Regions from separate parts of the Mus musculus genome. Here regions 2 and 3 are each linked to region 1. The links are chromatin contacts, found by Hi-C or POLR2A ChIA-PET in ENCODE. All regions are on one chromosome and are shown on one strand. The core of a region is the stretch at or near the end of the contact, and the rest is flanking DNA. Distances in the headings are between cores, read along the strand shown.

The links. Hi-C counts contacts between places; a loop is a spot of excess contacts on that map. ChIA-PET counts read pairs that join two places held with the same protein, here RNA polymerase II (POLR2A).
Region 2: a map of v-Abl transformed pro-B cells shows a loop between it and region 1 (3-fold over the local background). The contact joins the promoter of Zfp229 here to the promoter of Ppp2r1a in region 1. A Hi-C loop is called at or near these places in 1 of 37 maps with a recorded cell type or tissue (v-Abl transformed pro-B cells). POLR2A ChIA-PET finds 5 or more read pairs at or near these places in 1 of 5 experiments (embryonic stem cell).
Region 3: a map of v-Abl transformed pro-B cells shows a loop between it and region 1 (4-fold over the local background). The contact joins the promoter of Zfp983 here to the promoter of Ppp2r1a in region 1. A Hi-C loop is called at or near these places in 2 of 37 maps with a recorded cell type or tissue (T-helper 17 cell and v-Abl transformed pro-B cells). POLR2A ChIA-PET finds 5 or more read pairs at or near these places in 2 of 5 experiments (Patski and embryonic stem cell).

What each region holds. Positions count from the first base shown.
Region 1 is chr17:20,943,484-20,947,261 of GRCm38, reverse strand. Ppp2r1a (protein phosphatase 2, regulatory subunit A, alpha) reads right to left here and starts at 1,808. Exons shown (of 15, transcript NM_016891.3): 1 at 1,679-1,808. The coding sequence starts at 1,756.
Region 2 is chr17:21,731,882-21,735,659 of GRCm38, reverse strand. It overlaps Zfp229 (zinc finger protein 229), which reads right to left and starts at 1,936. Exons shown (of 6, transcript NM_001164676.1): 1 at 1,702-1,936.
Region 3 is chr17:21,649,033-21,652,810 of GRCm38, reverse strand. Zfp983 (zinc finger protein 983) reads right to left here and starts at 2,200. Exons shown (of 7, transcript NM_001357098.1): 1 at 1,939-2,200; 2 at 866-1,008; 3 at 466-544.

The sequences.
Region 1 (3,778 bases), core at 559-3,058:
GAATCTAATGGCTCCTTCAACAAGCAGGTACTGTTTCAAATTTCAACAAGACTTTCCCATGCTTACTCTACATTTCTTATTTTCTCCTTAAAATTTTCCATAGTCAACATAATGCCTATTTATCTGTGACCACTCACTAAAAGGTTAATTCCTTTAAGGCAAGTTTTGTTCTTTTGTTCTTCAACTATCCAAAATACCACTCTGAAGAAAGGCCCAGCAAACACTTGCTGATTCACTCTTTCAACATTGACAAGTCTCATTCTTTCTTACATGTGGTAATATGCAGATTTAGTTCTGTTTACCTGTTTCACATCTAGCCTTTGTACAGCAACCAGACTGCTTCTTTCTTGATACAGTGTCACCAGGCTAGCCTTGACACTGCCTTTGCCTCCTGAGTGCTGGGATTGCTAGCATGCATGCACCACTATACCAAGCTCTGGTCTCCTTTATGACCCAATAACATTCCTCATGCTTTGCATGTGTTTACAGAACATATGCAAATAAATTCATTCAGTATACCCAAAACCAGATTATTATTCCCATTTAACAGAAGAGAAACACAGACTGCCTGAGTCAATTTGCAAAAATTGCAAGATCCAGGAGTACAAATCCAGTCTTGCCAACAATGGAACCAGAGTCACACATAAATACGTAAGACTTAGAGGATAGGCCCAGGTTCAGGAAGGTGACTGAGTGCAGCATGAACAATTCTATATAAAAGGAAAAGCAGAGGGCTGTAGCACAGTGCCACAATAGCCACACCCCCAAAATAATTGCTAACATTTATAGAGCCTTTACATACAGCCAGTTTCATTTTACTACTTTTCCTCGGCCACCGAGGGAAACCAGGACTATTATTAGCCGCTATTTGTAGAAAACAGAAGCCAGGGGCGATGAAATAATGTGCACACAAGGTCATCCTCAGGTGAGAGGATGCGGCCTTGAGGTCTGACCTCTTTTTCAAATCCAAAGCAGTCCGACAACTCTGGGGTCCTGGCTCATTCTTCTCCCATGAACCAGAACTATCAACTCTCTTGGCAGGCCGGCTTGGGACCAGGTCGGAGAACAGGTGGGTCTGTGCACGTTACCCACCCCAGCTACGGCTAGTTAAATCTCAGGAGAGGATACTTTCACCGCCTCCTTCCTCCTCCTTCAGGAGAGCTAACCCAAAATACAAGGTGGAGGTCGGTGAAGAATGGACAGAAATCTCGGTATCAGTCCCCAATCCCAATATCAGTCCCCACTCCTTCCAGTTAAAACGAAAACATTAAAAGCAATGGGAACTCTACCCGGGTCGCCAGGACCCCTGAGGGTTTCTACTCAGCAGGTCACGCGCCCCCGCCGATTCTCTACAAAGAGCCATTCTGAGTCCGCCGCCAATCACCGACTGGCAGGCGGCAACAAGACCGCCACCCTATCTCGGGCCGCCCAGGCCCAGATCTGGGGCGGCCGCGCGCACTCAGGTAGGACCCTCGAGGCTTGCCCTCCGCTTGGCCGGGCACCCAATGAAGGCTGCCATCTCATCGAACCTTGCTATTAAGAAAGATGAGACCTGAATTCTGATTGGCTGCCGCTGCTTTCCGCCACTCCCGGAGAACCCGGAGCCATCGCTCCCACATTCCGCGAAGATCCCCGTCCCCGATCTCCCCCACACACTCTAACGGAAGGATCCCCGTACCTGAACGTCCTCATTGCGGAGTTCATCTATGAGCACCGCAATAGGATAGAGCGAATCGTCACCGTCGGCAGCTGCCATCTTGGCTCCCTGGCGTTTCTATCAGGCAGCAGCGAGCTCCAGGCGGAATCCGGGATCGGGCGGGGCGGTGCCGGGGAAAGGACGCAAAGCGGACGTGGGGGCGCCCGAGCCGCCCTACAGGGGCCGTCCCGCCGCCATTGCCGCACAAGCTCGCGTCTGTTTGGTCTGAACCAACCAAGTCCCGCCTACTTCTCATTCACCATTGGCCGGACGAATGAGATGTTTTTCCCGAAGGACGAGAGGAACCGGAAGTGAAGTATCTTAGTGACCAAGATTGTGCCCGCCTACGTCGCTGCTAGCAACCACGGGAACAAGCAGGTCTAGCTGCCAATGAGAGTCGAGGGTGGGAGGTGGCTAAGATGGCCCCTTGGGGAGAGGCGGAGAAGACTTAAGCTGGAGTCTTGGGAGCTATGCGTGACGTAATGAAGGACATGCTTGTCTGGTTCTGCTATACCGGTCTCTGTAAAGGAGGGACTCCTAAGTAGGGAGATTTGCCTTGCTTGGTTTCTAGGATGCGGTTCTGGGGCTCTTGGCGTTCAAGGCTTTATTACCCACCCCCCTTACCCGGAAGAAATAGAGCGGCCAGAGCGAGTCTTCATCCTGCCGGGGAGCTTCTAGGTAGCTAGTAAAAAATGAACAAGGTCGAAAGTTTTTTGAGGATGGACCTCTGCCTCATAATGAGCTTGGGCGCTGTGATTCACTTAGAAGGCGAATATAAAACTATCACAATCCTTTCTCCTTAAGGTTGAAAATATGAAAGGGAAGAAGGTGGGCATAGCGGGGTTGTTAGATGCTATCAAGGTTGTTAAAGCGTGGCTATTTCTATACTTGATTTTTGTTTTCTCCTTTCGACTCCCCTCGCCTCTCCCCTCCTCCATCATCCTCCCCCCCACACCTCCATTCCTCCCTTCCCCCTTCTTCCTCTCCAATTAGAGAGAAAATTGAGAAAGCACCCTCACAGAGAGTGGAAATAAACAAACAAACAAACAAACAACCCCCCCCCCCTCACAGAGAGTAGGCGTTCCTAAGTAATGATGCAGATCACATATCTCTGGCCCTGAATAGGAAACACTTGGTCTTGTGATAACGAACAGAAGGCATAGCCATGTGTGAAAGTGCACATGCTTTCAATCATGAAACTCAGGAAGCAAAAACTTGTCATCTTTCTGAGATTGACATCATCTTGGTCTACATAGTGACCTCCGGGCCAGTCAAAGGTCTATGGTGTAACCCTCAAAAGACAGCCATACCATTGCCTCATCCCATAAGAGTTAATCCAAATGGTCTGGCTTAGAAACTTCAGTTTATACGCTACCTCACTAAAAGAGTTTGGCACAATGGTACCATTGTCTATTCTTTGTGAGTGTATTTTCTTTTATGATCTCTCTGGCCATTCTTCAGTTTCTTTCCTTTATATGAACTCTTCTATACTGTACTTTATGTGTTTCTGAAACCAATCAACAGAAAACTGGGGAACTCAGGAGAGGCTATGGAGAGGAATTCCAAACAGTGCCTTCTTGGACCATTTTTGATTTAACAGATCTTTTGGAAAAAACATCCTCTTGCCTGTCTCCTCTCCTTTCAGATATAGTAAAGTTTTCTAGTCTTACTTTGAACTGCCCTAGGTTAAACATTGTAGGAAGCACTGGATTTCTTAACAAGTACAAGAAGAGGGTAAGTTTAATTAATTAGTACTAGGTTGTGATTGGTAATGGGCTTACTGGCATTTCTAATCAATTTATGTGAATTATGAAAACTAAAAAATAAGGTTTTATTTACTTTTTTGATTTTAAATTTGTATCCTTTATCTCTTATGCTGAAAAACACTAAATTTTTAGTGACATTGACATAGTCATATTTATGATTAATGATTACATTTTAGGATATTATGAAATAGTAAATGTTATTCAGTTATGCCGTGGGCAACACAGCTGGACATCAACAGGGCCTAGCAAGGAAGGTAATTGGAGACAGAGACACAAGACTCTAGGTTCAGTTTAAGAATGGACAATTTTTTGGAGC
Region 2 (3,778 bases), core at 687-3,186, 790 kb before region 1:
AGGGAAGATTGTTTCATAGCTGTTGCTTGTTTAGAGGACCAAGGACCAGCACGCTCACCGTGGCTCACAACCATCTGTAATTCCAATCCCACGGTATCTGACCCCTTCTTCTGGCCTCTGTAGCACAAGGCATGAAAGTGGTGTAGACATACATGTAAGCAAAAACACACAAGCAAATACAAAATGTTTTAAAATTAAAAACCCCTCAAGAGCAGAAATGAAACTTCATGATTGGGATGACAATATTTTAAACTATTGAGTCTCTGAATTTACCATGGGGCAGAAATGAAAGAAACCCAACACTTCCCCAAATGAGAAACATGGGGAGTAAAGAACACTTCATAACAATGTCCTTTCCTGCTTTGAGAATCTCTCCCTGTAATGAGCTGTGGTGTGAAGTTCAGCCACACTGAGCTCACACACGTGCGGCCCCTTCCTTTGAGAAGGAAATTGAGGATGAGAAAATAATAGATCCAGAAAACTCTTCTCACACACAGTAACCAAAGGCTGTGCTTCTATTGTAATCATTCTAGAATAAGCACTCTGAGACACCACTGCCAGTGAAAGAATAGATGTCACAGATGGACCAAAGGTGGGAGAGCTCTGAAAGGCCTGGTCTCCAGGCCAGTTCCTATATGCATTTTATAGTCTATAAGCACAAGGTGGGGCCAGAAGGAAAGTAAGCAGGACTTCCCTGAAGCATCAAGGCAGTTAGCTTGGAGGTTTTTCAAATGCAGGTTACAGCTGACAGATGTAAGCTTTGCGGGTAAGGTAGGTAAGGGCAAGACTTTTGTTTCCGCCACCTCTCCAGGTCATTCTGTTCCAAGTAGCAAGATGAAGTTGCAGAACACTACAGCAGTGCTTTAAGTAAATCATTCAATAAATCAGTAATTCAGTATCAAATAAATGGTCTTTTCTACCTTATCCCACTTTAATTCTAACATGAAGTCTCTATGCAAAAAGCCCCGTGAAGAGAGTGTAGGCATTCCCTCTTTTCCTGGGACAAGTCCACAGCCACATCACTGGAGATCAACAAATCCTGAAATAAAAAGCAACACTTTGGCCACCTGCCCTTGAGTAAAGTGCAGGTTATGAACCAAGGGCACATTGAATTGGAGACTGTTTTCTGAAGTAAGTAAGCAGCCACAGTTATGCAAAGGTCCTTTCTACTGTGGTGCTTTGTCACTGAACATACTGTAGGGTCTGATATCTTCACACTCAGCATGCATAAGGTGACTTTCTGGACTCTAAGATGTAACATTAAGACCCTCACCTGGAATACAAGATTTTGAGTACTGTATTTACATCATAGAATGTGTGCATCTCAGATGTCAAGTTAGTGATAAAATTCTACAGAGTAAATATTAATGATTACAACTATAACTGTGGAGTTTGTGAAAATATATTTGTGATTCTTCTGTCGATCCTTATGTGACTAATATCTAACAAGTTTTTTAGGTTGACAATCCACCAGCTCTAAATGCTACTCTCTTGAAAAGCTTGGATAATTTAAAGTGTTTTGTTCTTTCCGAACTAACAAAGAGAATTGTGAGATTTTTAAGAGAATATGTTGAAAACCTTACAAGAAAAAAAAAAGTCAGGAATTGTCCAGTTCTTAGGAGCTCATGAGAGCAGAGTCCTAATGAGTAGCCCAGAAACCGATCACACCCTACTCCGCTCCAGCCCCGCAGCGCCTCTGACCTGGGAGGTTCCAGGGCCGCCGGGCTGCGGTTTCCGCCGCCGCGCTGCTGACTCTACCAGGATGCCCCGCGCGGCACCTGCGGCTCTCGGGAGTTTTCACGTCTCCGCAAGACCCTGGGCAGTGTCCTTGGCCCAGATTCTGCACTAGGTGTCCCCGGAAATTTCTGAGGGAAAGGCGAGTTTTGCTGAGGCCCTCTCCCGCTTTTGGGAATATGTTGCCTACTCTGGTCCCACCCACTATTAAGTGTCCTCTCACCGTACCCAATCCCGCCCACCTACTTCCTGTTCCGTTTACTTTCCCAAGGGTCCCAGCTATGTTGTTCTGAAAACTGCAAGTATCCAACGCCCACTGGGCGGCAGACACCTTAAGAAATGTCAATTGCCATGGGAAAGGGTGAAAAGGGGGCAGTGTTCTCTAAGGACGGCAAATTAGAGGCAGACTACAAAACAGTTCTAGAGACTGTTCAATGGCGTGAAAGCCCAAAGAAAGGGTTCAAATATCTGAACGAAACTTAAAAATGACAGAACAAAATGACTGGAGATCAAGAAATCACAAGCAAAGGGTGGAGAGAAAAATGAGGACTAAATAGATGAATCCAATAAGGCCAGGTGTTAAGGAAAACTTAATATGAAGTAACGGGGAAAAAGGAAATTCACTGGGCAGTAGTGTTGCAAGCCTGTAAAATCTCAGCACTCAGAAGGCAGAGCCAGGCCTGAGTTCAAGGCCAGCCTGGCCTACAGAGTGAGTTCCAGCACAGCCAGGGCTACATAACGAGATCCAGTCTTGAAAAAAAAAAAAAAAAGTAGAAGCTCTCAGTAAACATAGGCTATATTTCTTGGTAATCTGTTCCTGGCATTTTTGACTTCCTTAATTTTCCTGGTAAACGTTGTGCATGTCCCTTTGCGTGTGTCTATGTGTGTATGTGTTGTTGTTGTTTCTTCAGAGCAATATGTCTTCAGTGTTTATGTCACAGGTCGCGTGGAGTATCAACATCCTGAATCTTTGATGCTTTGATCTTGGGATTCTTTGTTTAAAGGCTTTCTGACAGCACATTGGCAGGCATCAATTTCTTTACAGACATTGAAAGGAATTCGACCCTCCCACCCTTTACTTGACATCAGGCACATACTGCTTTGGGTAAAGACACTGTTCTTCATGGGAAAACCTTGTCATTCCCATTACTGACTGGGACAACAAAACCCTTTTGCTCTTTAAGCAGAACATAAACAAATACTTCCGTGGCCAAGTGCCTCTCGTAGAAACTACAAAGTTAAGTTCTTCAGCCACTTAAGTGGCTAAATTTTATGAACACAGCATCAACACACATAAAATAGGACTCTAATTACAATGCTGCCTACTTGTGTTGGACTGATCAAATCTAAAATAGAACAAACATACAATTTGTGTTAAAAAAAATCAAGTAAAATATTTGGGGGTTATATCCCCCAGGGAAAAAGATTCCCAAGGAAGCCATCCCACTGAGTTACCAATTTCACAAAATAAGCCAAGTAATTATCCTTTGCTTCTCACATGCTGAAATAATAAAATATGAGTGCTTCAAATTAGAGGCAAGATATTTTTCCATTTAGCTTCAATGTTATACTAAAAATACTGTTTTACTTATTAAAAACAAATATGTACAGTTTTTAAACTTTAAAAACTATAGCCCATGTATTTTAGTCAAAATATAGATCAACAAACTGAAGAGATATCATTAAAGAAAAACAACAAAAACCAGTAACCCTAGATTACATTACACATCATTCGTTTTGTTTTGTTTGTTTTGTTTTGTTGGTTTTTTGAGGCAGGGTTTCTCTGTCTAGCCCTGGCTATCCTGGAACTTACTCTGTAGACCAGGCTGGCCTCAAACTCAGAAATCCGCCTGCCTCTGCCTCCCAAGTGCTTGGATTAAAGGTGTGTGCCACCACACATCATTCTTGACCAAGACTGAAAACTTGGCAATTTCCTGAGTGAAAACTATCAAACACCTTCTAATCTCTAAAACTGATCGTTTATTTAATTCCAAGTGTTTATCCATAAATACATGTACCTCACAACACTAAATTGACTCACCAG
Region 3 (3,778 bases), core at 951-3,450, 710 kb before region 1:
ATGGCTATCAGAGTCAGGGGAATTTCAGGGACAAGGTCAGGGTGGTTTGTGGTCTTTCTTAGAATTTAGTGTGGGTCAGGGTAGGGGACTTTCTCTGGGAACTGCTATCTTGTTATGGTTATTTTTCTGAGAACAGCTCATTTTGGTTTGGCAGCTGCAGACTTAGTCATTTTGACCGCTATGGTTCTGAACGTCCCTTCAGGGGAGAAGGGGCTGGGTGGTCTTGAACTTTATTTTGGACTCTACATAACATCACTCACATGCACAATCAAATAAATTTTATTTGCCTCCTAGCATTCAATTTTTGTGTAGGAAGAATTGTAGGACAATTCTGAGGTGATTTTGTCTCAGTGGAAGTCTCCAGAATTATTTCTAGTGAAACAGAAAGTGGCAAAACTGATTTCATGTCCCACTTCCACATTCACTTGAATCCCTTGCCATCCTTTCACCAATCCTCCAACATACCTGGATCCTTAGGTACTGTCTCCTCCCTCTCCACCTTCTAGGTTTCCACAGATAAGCAGGTCTGGGTGATCAGTGAACCCTGCACATGAGAAAAAGAGTATTTAGCAAGCACCTTCATTTCTGGCACAGCACTGTGCTCAGGAGATAAAAAGAAAATTCTACGGCGATCCCCCAATTCTCATGCAGTGTCAGAATACTGAAAATATTTAGGAAGCATTTTCAGTTAGTGTAACTTGAACCTCACTTTCAGTCACAGCTCAGTCAAGTCTCAGGGGCACAAATGGAACTGAATGACTGGGATGAGAATATGATACACTAGAGAGGTTCTGAATTTATTATGGACTAAAAAAGGATGGAAGCTTTACACTGTCAAAGATCTCACAATTGCAGAATAACTTGCCTCTTCCTGAGGAGGAACAAGGGAGGCTGGAAGCAAACTGTTCTCACCCACACAAACCAGAGTGCTGAAATTCTGCAACAAGGCCTTCCCAGAAGGGTCCTGACACTGCCTGTTCTTCTGGAAGTCCACAGTCACACCAGTGGCTGAGAAATGACCACAAAATACAAAACAGCAGTTTAAGTCCTTGTCCTGGTGCACACCTTTAGTCCCAAATGTAGGGATTAAAGGCGTGTGCCAATACCACCTGGTTTATAATGCGCAAACTGTGAAAATACTGTGACCTATACCCTCAAATAGCCTACTGTGCCTTTCCAGGTTCTAGGAACTCAGCACAAAAACACGATTTTCTTTTCTTTCTTTCTTTCTTTCTGTCCTTTTGTTTTTTGTTGTTGTTGAGACAGGAGCTCATCATGTAGCTCTGGCTATCCTGACCTCACCAAGCAGACCAGGCTGGTCTCCAACTCTTTGATCTGCCTGCCTCTGTCCTCCCTCCCCCATGCTGGGATTAAAGATGCATGCCAACAAGCCTGGTGCATTTATAGCAGAATATTGCATTTACATCAGGGAGTGCATGTCTCCGAAGGAAAGGTAATGGTGGGTATAGAGTTTACTTTTAAATGTTAATGGTTAAAACCATATCTATGAAACTCGCAAAAAAATATGCTTTTGGATTCAATTACATTTGCAGCCACTCCTTTCATGACTGCTGTCTAAAAGCTCTCAGCAGATGCCAAGTCACCAAGTATGTTCACGGGTATAACAAGGGAGTTAGCATGGATGAATGTAAATTCCAAGAGCTTTGTCCTTTTCACCTAAATAAAGAGAACTGTTTTGCAAGCATCAAAAGATAAATTCAAATATTCTCCTAGACCACTCTACTATGAATATTTTGGCAATCAGGTGAACAATAAAAAACAAATCAGGATTACTTCAGTTCATATGACCTAAAATTGTGTTGACAAGGGAAGAAACCCACAGCAAAACTTCAGAGCTTGCTTCCTTAGGAACAGCAGAGAAACTGATCACAGCCTGGTCCCCTCCCTCCCCTTTCCCAGCCCCTCAGCTTCTCTGACCTGGGAGGATCCAGGGCGGTAGGGAGGCGGGTCCAGCTGCTGCACTGCAGACTTCCCCACCATTCCCCGCGCGGCGCCCACGTCAGCCCCGAGTTTTACCTTCCCCGAAGTCCACCCTGTGTTCTGACCCCAGGTCTGCACCACATGATTCCCCACGGTGCAGGCCTGCTTGCTCTGCACCTGAACAGGTCATTGACACTCAGGCTTTGGCTCTCAGTACAACTACCCAGGCCTCATCAGCCGGTTCCCAGCTTCCGTTTACGTCACCCCCTAACTCCTCCCACTCTGAACACTTTTCTACATCACACACCCGCCTCAACAGGCCACATCCTCACACCCTCTGTTTCCGGGTAAGTGGCCCCGCCTTACGGAGATAGCTCCCTCCCATTCTGTGTCAAGCTGCCTTCCACACAGCTCCAGATGTCAGGCTGAACAGTCTCCCCTCATGCTTGCTGCCAGCCTAGACCAGAAGTGAGAAGTGGACCTGCTAGGAGGCTGTGCACCCAATGTTTGACACACACAGTGAGTTTTGAACCCTTTATATCCAAGATAGCCTGACACCTGGACTTGACAACCAGCCTCTGGGCTACATAGTTCATACCAAACAGCAACAGGCTCTCCCATCCCAACACACAAACATGAGAAGCCAAAATACTGAAATTCTGACTTAGGGAGAGACATTTAAAGAACTTAAGTCAGAGATCTGGTAGCTTTTGCTACCAGCCCAAGGCAGAATTCACCCCGCAGTGTACTGCTTTCACCACAAGAAGGCAGACTTGCCAGTTCACTAACTCAGAAAGACATTAGCCTTCTATGACTCATACTTAAAGTCCTTTGAGAGAAAATATAGAATTTCTTCCTTCTGTCGTTCCTTCCTTCCTTCTTTCCTTCCTTTTTTAATAGAGTGATGGGTGCAGAGACTCTTGACTATCCTGATAGAGAAAATAAGTAAAACTTAAGCCGTCAGCTACACCATCAATCTCTACCTCTGGGGACACCACCAAGGAAGAAGAGGTGGTTAGGAAATAAGAAGGGAAAAAGGAGGGGAAAGGCTAAGACACGACACAGCATTCTCCAGACCATACAACTATTGTAATCAGTAACCAACAGCAGCTGTCTTTATGTGCACTGGCCTCACACAAGACCACAGTCAGTGTAGGTTAGGGAATGGCACACACAACCTCTCAGATGTTGACTATGGATAGATTCATAGATTCTAGAAGAGTGATGTGCCTTTAGCATATCAGGGTCCAGCACACATCAGGCTCCAAACCCACAGTCTCACAAATGGCTCTGGTTCATCTCAGTGGATCACAAGCAATATGAATAGATATGGACACAGTAGAGTGACTGTTGGAATTGTGAACCAGGATAGTGGAGAGGTAGGAGATGAGAGTGGGCAGTATTTGATGTGAGCGCACAAATGCACACACACATTCTGTGTGTATATACATGTATATGTGAGTGTAAAATAGTTAATAATAGAAAGATTGGGAGGATTCATTCATTCATTCATTCAGGACAGGATTTTGCCATGTAAACCTGTTTTTAAAGGCAACAGTTTAAATGATTACATCAGTCTGTAATTTATTGCTTGGTAGCATCAGTATCTTATGGGATTTTTGTTTTTGTTGACTTTGTTGTTGTTTTGCAAGATAAGTTGGCCTTGAATTCACTGAGATGAACCTACTCTGGCTCTAGCATGCTAAGGTTACAGACATGTGCCACCATGCTGGACTCATTATCTGCTTTAGAAAGAGCTAATATCAAGAGTCAGGAGTTGTCATTAGTCTCCCTGTGGGAGCCCCACATTTTATGGAGACTTTGGTGACTCACTGTA